Regions from separate parts of the Homo sapiens genome. Here region 1 is linked to region 2. A link is a loop called in an ENCODE intact Hi-C map of the cell type or tissue named here. Cell type or tissue: Caco-2. All regions are shown on one strand. Each heading gives the region's core, and the rest is flanking DNA. Links, peaks and the distances in the headings are about the cores only. Region 1 overlaps SLC28A2 (solute carrier family 28 member 2). Region 2 overlaps DUOX1 (dual oxidase 1).

The links. A loop is a pair of places that touch in the nucleus more often than their neighbours do. Peaks named below come from ENCODE experiments on the same cell type or tissue, not always from the same donor. Only the 100,000 strongest peaks of a DNase experiment are listed, where the experiment ranks them.
Region 1: it touches region 2 in a loop (8-fold over the local background); 80 of 110 quality-filtered maps call a loop at or near these places.

Annotation. Positions count from the first base shown.
Region 1 is chr15:45,263,079-45,271,404 of GRCh38, forward strand. It overlaps SLC28A2 (solute carrier family 28 member 2), which reads left to right. Exons shown (of 18, transcript NM_004212.4): 5 at 1-166; 6 at 803-944; 7 at 1,577-1,690; 8 at 2,011-2,088; 9 at 2,505-2,585; 10 at 3,003-3,083; 11 at 4,377-4,502; 12 at 4,588-4,718; 13 at 5,132-5,300; 14 at 6,260-6,457; 15 at 7,117-7,198. The region is part of intron 1 of SLC28A2-AS1 (SLC28A2 antisense RNA 1); the gene reads right to left. Among named protein-coding and RNA genes, the nearest start is that of SLC28A2-AS1, 12 kb to the right of the region's middle. In Caco-2, for the core only: no CTCF peak of the experiment used is centred there; a DNase peak (open chromatin) is centred at 5,243.
Region 2 is chr15:45,159,409-45,167,686 of GRCh38, forward strand. DUOX1 (dual oxidase 1) reads left to right here. Exons shown (of 34, transcript NM_175940.3): 29 at 1,429-1,582; 30 at 2,330-2,562; 31 at 2,811-2,969; 32 at 4,124-4,279; 33 at 4,382-4,510; 34 at 5,371-6,166. The coding sequence ends at 5,493. SHF (Src homology 2 domain containing F) reads right to left here. Exons shown (of 7, transcript NM_001394037.1): 7 at 7,806-8,278. Among named protein-coding and RNA genes, the nearest start is that of SHF, 24 kb to the right of the region's middle. RefSeq lists a silencer at 7,224-8,023 and an enhancer at 8,224-8,278. In Caco-2, for the core only: a CTCF peak has its summit at 3,823 (motif pointing right); DNase peaks (open chromatin) are centred at 3,813 and 7,608; H3K4me3 peaks cover 978 bases.

The DNA of each region.
Region 1 (8,326 bases), core at 272-8,271, 100 kb after region 2:
TGGCAGCTTGCATCTTGAATTTCCAGAGGGCACTGGCCTTGTTTGTCATCACCTGCTTGGTGATCTTTGTCCTGGTTCACTCGTTTTTGAAAAAGCTCCTGGGCAAAAAATTAACAAGATGTCTGAAGCCCTTTGAAAACTCCCGCCTGAGGCTTTGGACGAAATGGTAAGATAAGAATCTCAATACCTGGCCTCACAGCTTATCCCAGCCCACCTCCTTTTTTCTCTTTTGATAGTTGCTGAGCAGGCTCTCAGACCTGCACATAGGCTTTTCAGAACCAAAGCGCAGAGAAAAATAACAATAGGCCTCTGAGCACAGGACCTCAGTCCAGATTCTTGTAGCCTTGGGTCTCAACATTGCTGGGGGGCAGGAGGAGTTTAGTTTCAGAGAAGAGTTTTAGTCTGATTGTCATCAGAGCCAGTGTCAGAAATGAGAAAAATCATACTCCTCTTCAGTGAAGTAATCAGAACAGAGCCTTGCAGCTACATTAAGCTATCAAATTGATTTGGTGGTCATTGGTGTCTCCCTTAGTTCCCTGATACTTTTTATGCTTTTTTTCTCTCTAGTCTCCTAGACTTCCTGCACCCACTGGTGCCTTTTAAAATTCCTTAGAGTTTAAAGAGAAAACTTACAGTCGTGTATATTCTGAACTGGCGTCTACAGCAGCCACAGCTCTAACAATGGCACATGCATGGCCTTTGATCACAGGCCAGGAGTGAGAGAATAACTTTCAGACTCTCTGTAAGTTATTTGTTTTTCATTCACTGGGTTGATGACATGGTCTTGGCATTCCTTCTTCAGGGTGTTTGCAGGAGTCTCCTTGGTTGGCCTTATACTGTGGTTGGCTTTAGACACAGCCCAAAGGCCAGAGCAGCTGATCCCCTTTGCAGGAATCTGCATGTTCATCCTTATCCTCTTTGCCTGCTCCAAACACCACAGCGCAGTGAGTTTTGGGTATTTGGGTTGGGTATAGCAACACATGGCCAAGGGCCAAGTGCTAATCATAAAGCGTATGCATCAAGTGTTAATTACAAGGGCATAGAACTAGTTCATAACAACCCCTAGAATTTGCCTCTTTGATAATTTTGTTTCTAAGATAAGTTTAAAAAATTCTCAAAGGCCCTAGACCACTTATTTTCAAACTGTAGATTGTGATCCATTAATGAATCTTGATACCAATTTTGCGAATCTAGGCCAGTGTTAAAGAAAGAACAAAAGAAAAAAAATAAGGAAGGAGAGAAAAATAGAATACAGTAGAAAATCAACACGCAGTGCAGATAGTACTGTTAAAATATTGATTTATAAAACTTTTATTTGTATGTATGCATGCATATATGTGTGTATAAGTGTCATCTAACCTCTAGACACATTTTTTAAAAACCTTATGAACATATGTGGCTTTTTGTATATTACTGCCCTGTTTCTCCCTACCATTGCCCCTGCTCCCTATGCCATCAGACCCTAGACTTACTGTTAATATTCTAGGTTGGTTCCACCCAGAGTACATGTTTAAAACTCCAACCAGGTAATGGACTAGCAGAACTCACATTGAAATAATATTCTTATTGATCCTAGGTGTCCTGGAGGACAGTGTTTTCGGGCCTAGGTCTTCAATTTGTCTTTGGGATCTTGGTCATCAGAACTGATCTTGGATATACTGTATTTCAGTGGCTGGGAGAGCAGGTCCAGGTATGAGAAATTAAATGCGAGGGCTTTTCTCTTTTAGAACCCTAGAGAAAGGAGATTTGAGAGGAGCATGAGAAGATTAGGCTGTATCTTGTTAATGATGTGGTGGAAGATCTGGTTGGGAAAGGAGAGAGTGTACTAGGATACAGCTAAGAATATGAATAAAGAGCTCATGGGGACATAGCCTGCCCCTGGGCTGTCAAAGGGAGGCCAACCTCAGTAGCAACAGTAGGTCCTCAGGACGCATGGGGCTGGTCTCGTCTTCCTGTGTGTCCTTTTGGGTTTCATTCTTATTCTCTGTCTTTTTCTTTTTTTCCCTTCAGATTTTCCTGAACTACACTGTGGCCGGCTCCAGTTTTGTCTTTGGGGATACACTGGTCAAGGATGTCTTTGCTTTTCAGGTGATACCTATTTTATGGGCAGGAATGATGGTCTATGGAGGGGTAGAGGAATAAAGCAGAGGATGAAAGTGTGTGTCCAAGAGATCAGCGCCCCTGTATACCAATTTGACCCTAACAAGAGGGTTTAACCCCATCAGTAAAGGAAATGGCATCTATCTTCTTCCCTGTGGTCATTGCCATCATAAAATTAGATGAAATGAGAATTGGGGGAAAAGGGTCAGAAAACAGCTTGTGGTTTAGTACTGGTGGGACAATGGGTTTAATACATTTTAAATGTATCCCTAAACTAGTTTGTGTAGGTACTGAATACCTACACTGTATGAGATACCCTTGGAATGCTAAGAGCTTAACTTAGAAGCCTAAAACACAGAGTATGCAATGTAACATCTCACCACCTGCTACCATTCTCATTACAGGCCTTACCAATCATCATTTTCTTTGGATGTGTGGTGTCCATTCTCTACTACCTGGGCCTTGTGCAATGGGTAGTTCAGAAGGTGAGTCGTTCTCTTACACCAGTCAGGAGACAGGCCTTCATCCTGTCATCAGTCAGCTTTGGAAAAATGCCCATAGCTAAGGTCTAGAGTGTTAGAAACAATGGGAAAAGGCAGGCCCTCTCAAGCATGCCTGATAGCAAACTGTCAGCCGAGGCCCTAGGTAGGCTGAGGGCAGAGCAGAGAGAAGATGAGCTGGACTGCCTTTGATACTGAGTTTTAATGTACTTGTTCTAAAGGCAACGAGTCCTGAGTTCTGGTCAAGGCTCTGTTTCTAAGTTGGTTTTTGGCCCTAGGCTTGCTGCTCTACTTCTCTAGGCCTCAGTTTCCTTATCAGTAAAGTGGAGGAGGAGGAGTTTTGCGAGATGTTCTCCAAGATTCCTGCTAACATTAATGGTTTAGGTTTCTGTATTCTTCTAGGTCGCCTGGTTTTTACAAATCACTATGGGCACCACTGCTACAGAGACCCTGGCTGTGGCAGGAAACATCTTTGTGGGTATGGTAAGCACCTTGAGGACTTTTGGTCTTCTTCCCTCTGAGGAACTGAGAATTTGGCACAAAACAAGAGTATGCTTTCCTTCTGAAAAGTCAAATAAATGAAGACTGTGGGGCAGCCAATCTTGGATGAGAGATAACTCAGCAGCTCAAAGAAGACTCTGCTCATTGCGTTCACCCTTTGCGCCTAATAATACTTCCCTGGTAATACTTAATCTGGAGGGATAGCCTTCACCACTTCTAATGAACACTTCCTACGTAGGAATGTAGGGAATGTCCTCGTCCAATTCATATCCCCTTTCGGAGGCTATGAAGGGTGTTTGATCCTCATTCTGGTTTCTCCCTGTGACTCCCTGCAGTACTTGGTTTCCAGGGTCTCTAAGGAGGAAATCACTTATCTTGCTCATCGCTAACGCCCAGGCTCTTCCCCATAATACTTGCTTGGTACATTCGTCTGTATGGAGTAGGTGCTCCATATGTGCTACTGACTGATCAGCTCAATGTTGGGGACAATGACTTGTCACATTCGCAGGGAGTTAGTACTGAGGTCTTTCTCTCCCAAGGCTCTAGGCTGCTTCTGAAATGTTCTCAGAGTACTTCTGGATACTTTACCATAGCACTCCACATTTTGCTGAAATTATCCATAATCAGCCTAGTTTCCTATGTGAGACTATAAGCTTCTAAGAGTAAGGACTTTGCCTTACCTATATCAATGTCCTTAGCATCTAGTGCAGTGCTAGGCACATAGTTGGTACTTGTTAAATAATAGATACCATTATCTTAGGTCAGTGCTGGATATGGCTTACATAGATGGCCCTTCATAATTTCATAACATTTTCACAAACATTATTTCTTTTGATCCATAAGCAGGGGGTTTGGATCATCTATTTGTATTTCATTTAATGAGTACTGTTTAAGCATCTAATATGTTCTCATTAAGTGCACTGCATTCCGTAAGTTCAGTAAGTGTGTGGCTTTAGACATTGAGAATATACAAACAAAATATACCATTTCTCTTCTATAACATTTTAACATGTCAATAGATGAAACAAGCATGTATAGAAACAGGTGAGAACTATGCCAGCCAGGACATGATTGGGTGCCAGAGGAAGTAAGGCAGAAGCTGGATGGGCCTGACAGCCGGGCTCCGTGCTCACTAAGTGAAGCTGTGGCTCACTTAACAGTGCTCACACTGGATGGATGTGTATCTAGTGGGTCCAGCCCCTGGGGCTGGGGTGGGCACACTGGCATGGGGAGTTACACCTTCTTGGAATCTGACTGTTTTCTCCGTGTTTGTAGACAGAGGCACCTCTGCTCATCCGTCCCTACCTTGGGGACATGACACTCTCTGAAATCCATGCGGTGATGACTGGAGGGTTTGCCACCATTTCTGGCACTGTGCTGGGAGCCTTCATAGCCTTTGGGGTAGGCATAGTCTGCTTGATCACTCCTGGGTGAACTCGAGTTGGGTTTGATAGAAACACTGATGCCTAAGTCTGGCGCCTCACAGGTTGATGCATCATCCCTGATTTCTGCCTCTGTGATGGCCGCCCCTTGTGCTCTCGCCTCATCAAAGCTAGCGTATCCGGAAGTGGAGGAGTCCAAGTTCAAGAGTGAGGAGGGGGTAAAGCTGCCCCGTGGGTGAGTCCAAGGAGGCATATACTTTGGGAGATGGTGAGCTGTAGTTAAGAGTGGCACTGTGGTGGCAGAGACTTCAAGTCTCCCTGAGGGGGAATAATGTGATTCCATATTCCTTCTTGCCTATCTCTGGTGCTTGCTAATCATGCTGGTTTTCTTCATTTAACCCTCCCACCTGGCACTAGCTTCTGCATGCCAGTACCCTCTGTCCTTGCCATCCATGCAATTACATGACAATTATATCTGATATTGCTTCAGAGTAATTTCCACTAATAGGGTCACTGAGGAACCCCTGTCACCTTCTACATTGGCCTTGCACCCTCCTCCTGCACGATAGGGACAGTGGGATTTCTCTTCTCTGAGGGGCTGAGACTGCTGTAGACACCCTACTCTTGCCCTCTGCCCAATAACCACAGGAAGGAGAGGAATGTCCTGGAAGCTGCCAGCAACGGAGCCGTAGATGCCATAGGCCTTGCTACTAATGTAGCAGCCAACCTGATTGCCTTTTTGGCTGTGTTGGCCTTCATCAATGCTGCCCTCTCCTGGCTGGGGGAATTGGTGGACATACAGGGGCTCACTTTCCAGGTAAAGGATTACATTTGTTGGGCTGTCCCTCTGGGATGTGGTTAGGTAGCCCTTCAAACATGCATGTCCAAATCAAAACCACAATGAGATACCATCTCACACCAGTTAGAATGGCAATCATTAAAAAGTCAGGAAACAACAGGTGCTGGAGAGGATGTGGAGAAATAGGAACACTTTTACACTGTTGGTAGGACTGTAAACTAGTTCAACTATTGTGGAAGTCAGTGTGGTGACTCCTCAGGGATCTAGAACTAGAAATACCATTTGACCCAGCCATCCCATTACTGGGTATATACCCAAAGGACTATAAATCATGCTGCTATAAAGACACATGCACACGTATGTTTATTGCGGCACTATTCACATTAGCAAAGACTTGGAACCAATCCAAATGTCCAACAATGATAGACTGGATTAAGAAAATGTGGCATATATACACCATGGAATACTATGCAGCCATAAAAAATGATGAGTTCACGTCCTTTGTAGGGACATGGATGAAATTGGAAATCATCATTCTCAGTAAACTATTGCAAGGACAAAAAACCAAACACCACATGTTCTCACTCATAGGTGGGAATTGAACAATGGGAACACATGGACACAGGAAAGGGAACATCACACTCTGGGGACTGTTGTGGGGTGGGGGGAGGGGGGAGGGATGGCATTAGGAGATATACCTAATGCTAAATGACGAGTTGATGGGTGCAGCACACCAGCATGCCACATGTATACATATGTAACTAACCTGCACATTGTGCACATGTACCCTAAGACTTAAAGTATAATAATAATAAAAAAAAAACAACCATGCATGTCCTTCTGACCCACAGTAAGCCAAGAGAGAGCATGAATAGAAGGGTGGAAGAGATTGGGCCAAGGCTCCAGAGAAGGTCCTTGGCACCTGACCTTTGTTATATTAGTCCTTCCTTTTCCTGTGATATCTCTCTTTCACTCAGGTCATCTGCTCCTATCTCCTAAGGCCCATGGTTTTCATGATGGGTGTAGAGTGGACAGACTGTCCAATGGTGGCTGAGATGGTGGGAATCAAGTTCTTCATAAATGAGTTTGTGGCTTATCAGCAACTGTCTCAATACAAGAACAAACGTCTCTCTGGAATGGAGGAGTGGATTGAGGGAGAGAAACAGTGGATTTCTGTAAGTGACAATCCAAAAAGCATAAACACCGTGAGGTCTCAGCCATGGTTATCTGAGGGTAGACAGAAAGTGCCAAACAGGTTTGTTGCAGACCTGCAGATGCCTTTCTGGGGTCGCAGGCCTAACTACAAAGCCAGCAGAACAGCCTACCTAGCAGCCTCATCTGCAGCGCCTGAGCTATTATGGGTCTGCATGCTATTTTCCCCCTGCCACCCCCACCACTGCCCCAACTGTGACCCAACTTCTCTCTATAATGTAATTGCTGGGTCTTTACAGCTGGGGCAGTCCAGGGCAGACACTATCTTTTGATGGTCTAAGGTCCCCTTCTTCACTTATAAGTTTAAATTGCTCCAAATTAATATTCTTTTTCTTTCCCTTTGCCTCTCTCCTCCTCCTTCGCAATCCTTCTCATTCCCAGGCCTTCTCGTTATTCATAGCCTTCAACAGGAACAGCGTTGGGCAATGAGGCCCATGGTGGTTTCCATGTCATTATCCCTATAGTAACTCAGGGAACAGTTGTTTTCTGAGCATCCTTTCATGTTCCTTGGGAAACCATGGAAAAGACTGGGGGCTGTCAGTACTCTGGAACTTCTATTGTGATTATAAGACCGCACGCATGGGACTGAATTTATTTGCTTATTTATTTTTGTTTTCCCTAGGTGAGAGCTGAAATCATTACAACATTTTCACTCTGTGGATTTGCCAATCTTAGTTCCATAGGAATCACACTTGGAGGCTTGAGTGAGTTCATCCATTTTCCCAGCTCCCCAGTAAGACAGCCAGATCCCAGCTTCTGTAGTGGGCAGTCCTGGTGCTTCAGTACAAGCTGGGATCAGATAGAGAAGCCATTGTGAAATGGGCCCATTTCTTAGGCTGCAGTTAACTTGGACCTAAGGCAGTCATGCCCACCTGGCTAATGCATACAGCCCTTTATAATCTCAACTTCAGTTACTTCTTTTTCCTTTGGATTGGAGGCCCCAAAAACTAATTTTATTTTAATTTTCTCTATGAGGAAGAAAATATAATGATATTATTTCAATTTTGCCATTAAATTGGAATAGTGCATATATAAATAAAGATATTTATTTATTTATTTATTTAATTTTTTTTGAAACAGAGTCTCACTCTGTTGCGCAGGCTGGAGTGCAGTGGTGTGATCTCAGCTCACTTAAACCTCCACCTCCTGGGTTTAAGTGATTCTCATGCCTCAGCCTCCCGAGCTGGGATTACAAGTGTGTGCCACTATGCCCATTATTATTATTATTATTTTTTTTGTATTTTTAGAAGAGACGGGGTTTCACCATGTTGGCCAAGCTGGTCTTGAATTCCTGGCCTCAAGTGATCTGCTGCCTTGGCCTCCCAAAATGTTGGGATAACAGGCGTGAGCCACCACACCTGGTCTTGTATTTTATTCAGTAGTGAAGACACTTTTTGAAATTAGGCTGCTCACTAGTCATCCTCATGGAAACACAAAGAATTAAAACAAATAAAAGCAGCAGGCACATAAGGCAGATAGACAGTAAGAGAGAGTGGTGTAAAGTGTTGGATTTAAATATGCAAGTACCAAATGTTAAAGGAGTGGGTCTTTGAAGCAGACACAGATATATTTAGACTGTTGGAGATACTGCTGCATGGGGGTGATTGTTGGAGGAATAATATGAGGAAAGTGGAATTGTCCTTGAGTGCAGGGGCACAGGGGTGACTAGCAGATCCCAAGTTTGGAAGATCCAAGTTAGAAATGGATCTTAGGCTGGATGTGGTGGCTCATGCCTGTAATCCCAACACTTTGGGCCAAGGCAGGAAGATTGCTTGCTATAGGAGTTTGAGAGCAGCCTGGGGCAACATGGTGAGATTCTGTCTCTACGAAGA
Region 2 (8,278 bases), core at 1-8,000:
GAGAAGGAGGTGGTCACTAGTGCCTCAGGCTTCTAAGAGTAGGAGCCAACATGGCCTGAAAAGATATATTTTACCCATTTGTGGGGCTGCTGGGCCCTCAGTGGGAAGGTCCTAAGGAGAGGTGGACGCAGAAGTCAAACTGAGCCAGACTCAGGAGCAAGCAAGTGGGAAGAATGTGACCAAGTAGTGTCTGACCATGTTAGACAAACTTATTAGGGAAAGGACCAGAGCTGGATGATACTTGTCAGTTATTACATGGAAAAGGGAGACTAGTTAGGTATTCTTAGCCTGGAAAAGGAGAGGATAAACTGGGGAAGCGCCTTTCCCCAACAGTTACTGTGTGCCTATCATATGCCAGGCAGAAACTGCTAGGAGCTTATAATGGCAAACAGTCCCTACCCCTTCAGTCCAGTGGGGAAAACGACAGTAAACATGTAAATGAATGAGGAAGCAAAAGTACTGTTGGCCGCGCGCGGTGGCTCACACCTGTAATCTCAGCACTTTGGGAGGCCGAGGTGGGCAAATCATTCGAGGTCAGTTCGAGACCAGCCTGGCCAACATGGTGAAACCCCATCTCTACTAAAAATACAAAAATTATCTGGGTTTGGTGGCAGGTGCCTGTAATCCCAGCTACTCGGGAGGCTGAGGCAGGAGAATCTCTTGAACCTGGGAGGCGGAGGTTGCAGTGAGCTAAGATCATGCCATTGCACTCCAGCCTGGGTGACAGAATGAGACTCTGTCCCCCCAACCCCCAAAAAACAAAAGTACTGTGGATGACAACGCATGCACTAAGAGAGTTAACAGGCAGATGTGGTAGAGAGGACTGAGGGGAGGCCTGAGGAGGTGGTGTTTCTACTGAGACCTGAAAAATGAGATGGAGCTAGCCATGGGAAGAACCAGGAGAAGGGCATTCCAGGCAGGAGATGCAAAGATCCTTAAGCAGAAAGGACTGGCCGTGTTTGAGGAACAGGGAGGGGAGAACGGCTGGCAGGCAGAAGTCAAGAGTACTTGTGAGGCCTTGTAGTGCAATGGGAAGGCCACCAAAGCTTTTAAAGCTGGGGATGAACAGGATAAAATGAACTTTAAAAAGTCACACTGGCTGCCTTGAAGAGACAGGAATTACAGTGAGACAAGACCAGTAGAAGACCTACTTCCACTGGAAGGCTCCTGCATGAGTCCAGGTGACAGGTGACATCACTTGGTCTAGGGTGGTGTCAGGGATCTAGAAAATACTCTAATTCCTCATGGAATGCTATGGAGGATGGAGTTGGGAATGGTGAGGTTTTGCAACCTAGAAGGAGCATGGTACGTGGTGAGGTGGGGGCTGGATATACCAGCGGGGAAGTATGGAGGGTCTAAGGCCTGAGCTGGCCCTGTATTCTGCTATGGGCATCGCTAGGTCTGAGCAGAGCTCTTTCCTCCATCTAGCTCATCATCCATGGTAGCTTTGCCCTGATCCAGCTGCCCCGTTTCCACATCTTCTTCCTGGTCCCAGCAATCATCTATGGGGGCGACAAGCTGGTGAGCCTGAGCCGGAAGAAGGTGGAGATCAGCGTGGTGAAGGCGGAGCTGCTGCCCTCAGGTACCAGCCTGGCAGGAGATCAGCTTGGTGACACTGAGGGAGCTGACCGGGCAGAGGCAGAGTCTAGACCGCACAGTCTCCTGGTCGGGCCCAGTGGAGCTGGCAGGTGCCTTGGGTGGCAGGGACAAAGGAGCTGGTAGGGGCAAGGCGCAGTGGCTCACGCCTGTAATCCCAGCACTTTGGGAGGCCAAGGCAAGTGGATCATGAGGTCAAGAGATCGAGACCATCCTGGCCAACATGGTGAAACCCTGTCTCTACCACAAAAAAAAAATACAAAAATTAGCTGGGTGTGGTGGCATGCACCTGTAGTCCCAGCTACTCAGGAGGCTGAGGCAGGAGAATCGGTTGAACCTGGTAGGCAGAGGTTGCAGTGAGCTGAGATCGTGCCACTGCACTCCAGCCTGGCAACAGAGTGAGACTGTGTCAAAAAAAAAAAAAAAAAAAAAAAAAGGAAGGAGGGAGGGAGGGAGGGAGGAAGGAAGGAAGGAAAGGAAAGGAGGGCTGTTTGCCAGGGGACCTGAGCCTCTCTCATCGCAGAGAGCAGAGAAGCTCAGGCCAGGCTGCCCCTTGCCTGGCTGACCCTCAGCCCCAGTGCTGCCTGGGCCCCCACAGGGTGAGCTTCTGATGGGGGAGGCCTCCTTTGTCATATTCCAGAAGCAGAGCTGAGGCTGTGGGTGGGGAGCTCTCTGGAGGCCACATTGTTGCTGGGTTCAGGGCAGCAGCTTCTCACCCACCATCCCTCCCCAGGAGTGACCCACCTGCGGTTCCAGCGGCCCCAGGGCTTTGAGTACAAGTCAGGGCAGTGGGTGCGGATCGCTTGCCTGGCTCTGGGGACCACCGAGTACCACCCCTTCACACTGACCTCTGCGCCCCATGAGGACACGCTTAGCCTGCACATCCGGGCAGCAGGGCCCTGGACCACTCGCCTCAGGGAGATCTACTCAGCCCCGACGGGTGACAGATGTGCCAGATACCCAAAGGTACCAGACCCTGGCCAGACATGCCACATGCGCCCATATCCCCTTTGAAGGCTTTGGCCCGGCAGCACTAGACTCCCCGCTCTGTGCCTCCCCTCTCTGCATCTAGAGACTGGTTGTTCCAGATAATGCCACAAATCCTCCTCTTCCCCTCACTCCATATACGTATCTACCTTTCCTTTTCTCTCATTTCTGGCTTCCGATCTATGGTGGTGGCCAAGCTTAACTGAAACCCACGCCCCTCCCTACAGCTGTACCTTGATGGACCATTTGGAGAGGGCCACCAGGAGTGGCATAAGTTTGAGGTGTCAGTGTTAGTGGGAGGGGGCATTGGGGTCACCCCTTTTGCCTCCATCCTCAAAGACCTGGTCTTCAAGTCATCCGTCAGCTGCCAAGTGTTCTGTAAGAAGGTGAGTACTGCCCCCACTTCCCACCAACCCATGGCCCCTTCTTCCTTGTCATGGTACCCATCTGTGCCTTTCTCCTCTGCCTTTGTTCTTGGCTTCCCTGAACTGGGCAGGGGCAAGTTGGTTTGAAACCTGGGGTTGGGTGGTGAGTGGGGTGGTATCAGGATATCCCTAGACCCTTTAGGACAGAACTGGTTTGCGGATGCCTCCAGAATCCTGCCTGGTTTACAAAGACTCTTTCCCTCAGTTAGGGGTGCTCCACATAGGATTTGCTTCTGGGAGTTCCTCCAGGCAAGGTTGGAGGGGGTAAAGAAACCCATTCCTTCTTACAAAGGAGCCCAGCACTTGGAGCCTTATTGGGCTGGGAGAGGGAAGGGCATGTTGGGTGGAGCACAAGTGAAACTGGCTCAGCTCTCAAGAGGAACAGGAGGAGTGGTGGCAAGGCAGGGCTGGTGGGCCAGGTTGGCCCCAGGAACACAGCTCAAACCCTCAGGCCCTCACACGGGTCCTTTCACACCAGCCTGGACCTGGTGGCAGGCCCCTGCTCGTTTCTCTGGGCCTGGCAGGTGAGTCAGGGGTGCTGGAATGCAGTGGGCAGAGGCCCAGCCCATGTGCTGTCAGCATTCAGAGGGTGACAGCTCCCCTCCTGTCCTCTGCCCTCTGCTTCTTAACTATACAGCCCCGCTTTCCTCCCTCGGAAGCTGCAGAGGGCTCCCCGCAGGGCAGCTTCCACCCGCTGGTATCTCTTTGAGCCCATTCCCATCTGCTCAGGCAGCTGCTGGGTCTCCCTGAGGCTGCTCTGTGAAATGCCCTTTAGCCACTAGGTGCCTGGCAGCCTGACCAGGGACCACTGGAGGGAGCTGTAGGACAGGCTGAGCATGAAAGCTGCTTCCCACCCCACAGACCATCAGCTCCCAATCACCAAGGGATCTTTCCCATGGCCCTGGGGTCTCTCACTTCCACCTCTCTATGCCCTGGGCCAACTCCATCTCTGGCCTCAGAGCCTGGCCCCGTGGCCCATACACTCCATCTCCCCAGGCTGTCTAGGGAAGGGCACAAGCTAGCTGTGGTCAGAAGAGTTCTATCAGTATGGACACCCCTGGGGTTTAGGGAGACTGAGCTGAGATGGGTCCTGAACTCCAGCCCTGTGTCCCCAGATCTACTTCATCTGGGTGACGCGGACCCAGCGTCAGTTTGAGTGGCTGGCTGACATCATCCGAGAGGTGGAGGAGAATGACCACCAGGACCTGGTGTCTGTGCACATCTACATCACCCAGCTGGCTGAGAAGTTCGACCTCAGGACCACTATGCTGGTATGTCAGGGCCCACCAGGAGGGTATGCGGGCCACTGTCTGAGCTAGGAATTGACCCTAGCTGTGCCTGGCTGAACTTTGTTCCACCCTTCCCTACCATAGTACATCTGTGAGCGGCACTTCCAGAAGGTTCTGAACCGGAGTCTATTCACAGGCCTGCGCTCCATCACCCACTTTGGCCGTCCCCCCTTTGAGCCCTTCTTCAACTCCCTGCAGGAGGTCCACCCCCAGGTCAGTCCAACCCATAACCAGGTTCTCTTCCTCTTTATCATTTGGGGTCTGAGCAAAGCTCCCAAACCTTCCCCATCGAGGAAGAAATCGACTGCTGATGAGAACCCATCCCCTGGGAGATTGGTGGGGTAATGGAATGGAAAGGATAGGTGGGTGTCACCCTTAGGTGCTAAAGGAGGAGGCAGGCAATAGGGACTTGCCATCTCTGAAGCCAAGATGTATTGTCCAGAAGGAAGAGCTCAATCATTGAGCTAGTCCTCGCCAAAAACTCGGGGCTACCCTCACCACTACCCTCACCAATACTGAGTCAGTCCTCACCCTGGACACTGAGGGAACCTTTACCATGAGCACTGGGCTAGTCACTACTCACAAATACTGGTCTAGCCCTCCATGAGACCCTGAGCTGTTCTTCAACTTGAACACTGATTAACCCAACCTCTATTAGAAATGTTGATCTAGCACTTAGCAAAATTCCACTAGACCTATAAACACTGAGCCAGCCCTCACCATGCATAGTACAAAGCAAACCATCAGGAGCACTGCTGGCTTTTTTTTTTTTTTTAATTTAAAGAAAGGGTATTGCTCTGTTGCCCAGGCTGTAATGCAGTGATGCAATACCAGTTTACTGTAACCTCCAACTCCTGGGCACAAGCAATCCTCCTGCCTCAGCCTCCCAAGTAGCTGGGACTACAGGAGTGCACCACTATGCCTGGCTAATTAAAAATAAAAAAATTAGAGTCAGGGATGTTGCTATGTTGCCCAGGCTGGTCTTGAACTAGGGAGCTACCCCTTCCTCTGAACACTGCGTTATCCCTGCCTCTGAGCAAAGAGTTAGCCTCCACTTATTCCTCCTGCAACAGGTCCGGAAGATCGGGGTGTTTAGCTGTGGCCCCCCTGGCATGACCAAGAATGTGGAAAAGGCCTGTCAGCTCATCAACAGGCAGGACCGGACTCACTTCTCCCACCATTATGAGAACTTCTAGGCCCCTGCCCGGGGGTTCTGCCCACTGCCCAGTTGAGCAGAGGTTTGAGCCCACACCTCACCTCTGTTCTTCCTATTTCTGGCTGCCTCAGCCTTCTCTGATTTCCCACCTCCCAACCTTGTTCCAGGTGGCCATAGTCAGTCACCATGTGTGGGCTCAGGGACCCCCAGGACCAGGATGTGTCTCAGCCTGGAGAAATGGTGGGGGGGCAGTGTCTAGGGACTAGAGTGAGAAGTAGGGGAGCTACTGATTTGGGGCAAAGTGAAACCTCTGCTTCCAGACTTCAGAAACAAATCTCAGAAGACAAGCTGACCTGACAAGTACTATGTGTGTGCATGTCTGTATGTGTGTTGGGGCGGTGAGTGTAAGGATGCAGTGGGAGCATGGATGCTGGCATCTTAGAACCCTCCCTACTCCCATACCTCCTCCTCTTCTGGGCTCCCCACTGTCAGACGGGCTGGCAAATGCCTTGCAGGAGGTAGAGGCTGGACCCATGGCAAGCCATTTACAGAAACCCACTCGGCACCCCAGTCTAACACCACAACTAATTTCACCCAAGGTTTTAAGCACGTTCTTTCATCAGACCCTGGCCCAATACCTATGTATGCAATGCTCCTCAGCCCTCTTCTCCCTGCTCCAGTAGTCTCCCTTCCAAATAAATCACTTTTCTGCCTTCAGGGTTTCTTTATTCTGCCCTAGGACCGGAAGGGGCATGGGGAGAGGAAGCCACTAACCCAGCCAGCTCACCAGGCTGGCCCAGACATCTCTCAAGCTGCCCAGTGTCCTGAGTAAAGGAGCTGGCCCAAGGCAAAGTGCCCCAGCTAGCAATCCCTTCCCCGGCCCAGGGGTGCCCTTCCTGACAGAGGGCCTGTCAGCCACTAGTGTGAGGCCTGGTGAGCCTGCTCAGGAGGGGCAGAAACAGAGGGTGTGGAAGCTTCTGGAGGAGGTTGGCTGGGGAAGAGAACGGGGTCGGGGGCAGACTCAGCTGGAGTCTATAGGGAGCCAGAGCCGCCTGGCTTGTTACCAGGACCTCAGTCACTCCCAGCCCTTCTCTGAGCAAAGGGAGAGTTGGGCACCTGTGCCTACATGGCTCTTCCAGGCAGTGAGATGATAGCAGGAGACAAATGAACACATCACCCAACCTCTCTGGGCCTGTTTTCTCATCTGCAAAATGGCTGGATGCTCTCCAAGTCGACTTAAAGACAGGACAACCCTCTGAGGGAATTTCTCTGAGTGCGCCCCTTTTTTTTTTTGAGACAGAGTTTCGCTCTTGTTGCCTACGCTGGAGTGCAATGGCACGATCTTGGCTCACCGCAACCTGTCTCCCGGGTTCAAGCGATTTCTCCTGCCTCAGCCTCCCGAGTAGCTGGGATTACAGGCACGCACCACCACGCCCGGCTAATTTTGTATTTTTAGTAGAGACGGTATTTCTCCATGTTGGTTAGGCTGGTCTCGAACTCCCGACCTGAGGTGATCTGCCCGCCTCGGCCTCCCAAAGTGCTGGGATTACAGGCGTGAGCCACCGCGCCCGGCAAGAGAGTGCCCAATTTTAAGTGATCCTTCCTATTGCTTCCACAAAACGCCTGCATACCACATATCCTCAATTTCGAGAAAATAGCCACTGGTTTAGAAACTCTCAAGTACTGTGATTCACAGCACACTTTGGAGGTTGCACGTTTAGGTTCTGGAAGAGGCCCTCAGACGGCCCTTTGGCTCAGCGGTCCCCCGAAGGTGCCTGTCCAGCATGTCGAGGGGTCCTGACCAGCCTGCCCGCGGGGTGGGGCGGGCCTGGGGCAGCCTGAGAGCCGCTCCGCCTGGCGACCCAGTGGGCCTCCCCGGGCCCGCCCAGAGGCCTGGGCGGGTTCCAGCGGTGGGCGCCGGTCGGGGTGCGGCCTAGGCCGCGGGCCGGTGGTTAGGGGCTCGCAGGCCGGCCACGCCCGAGGGTCTGCCCGGGACAAACCCTTCCGTTAGGGCGCGAGGGAGGCGCTGCAGGCCCTCAGTTCCTCGGCCAAGGAGACAAGCGCGGCCCCCGCGGCCCGTCCCGCCAGCCTTCCCGCCTCCGCCGGCGCGCGGCTTCCGCGTGGCAGGCCGCCCCGCTCCCCGGCCTGGCGCGCTGCCTCTTTGTCTCTCCGCGCCTCCCCTCCTCCCAGACAAATGGCTGTTGGCAGGAAATTGGACGCGCTCGGGGGAAGCCGCGCGCCGCGGGGAGGGGGCGCCGCGCGGCCAGCGGGCCTCGGGTGCCCCCAGCCGGGGCGGGGGCGGCGGGGATGTTTTGACATCTCGTCAAAGAAAGGAACTTGATGCTTCGAAAGTGCTTTTCACAGCCGGGCTGTGTCTGCTCCAGAGCTGATTTATACGCAGAATCTGCGCTCGCTTCTCCGCTCCCTCCCCCGTCAGCCCGGGGACGGCGCCGGAGGCGCGGGCGCGGCTGTGCCCGGCAGGATCGGGTTTATTTATTGCCTCTGGCCCGGAGCCGGGGCGGCCTGGGGACTGCACAGTTCCCTCTGCCCGAGCCCCTCCCCTTCTCTCCCCACCCCCCAAAGCCGGCTGCTTCCCAGGGGCCTGTCTTCCCCAAACCTCTTACCAGACTCTGGGCGGAGCCCTCCGACGGTCTGGGGTGGAAGTCGGGGACGGAGGCAGAGAGGTGGTAAGGCGCCCCAAGGGGCCGAATTCTGCACTACCTCGCACGGACCCAGTGGGGAGAGGGTGGTGGTGGTGGAGGTCACCACCTCTGCCCTAAGGTCGGAAAGGAGCCGGAGCTGCCAGTCTGAAACTCCCTACCATC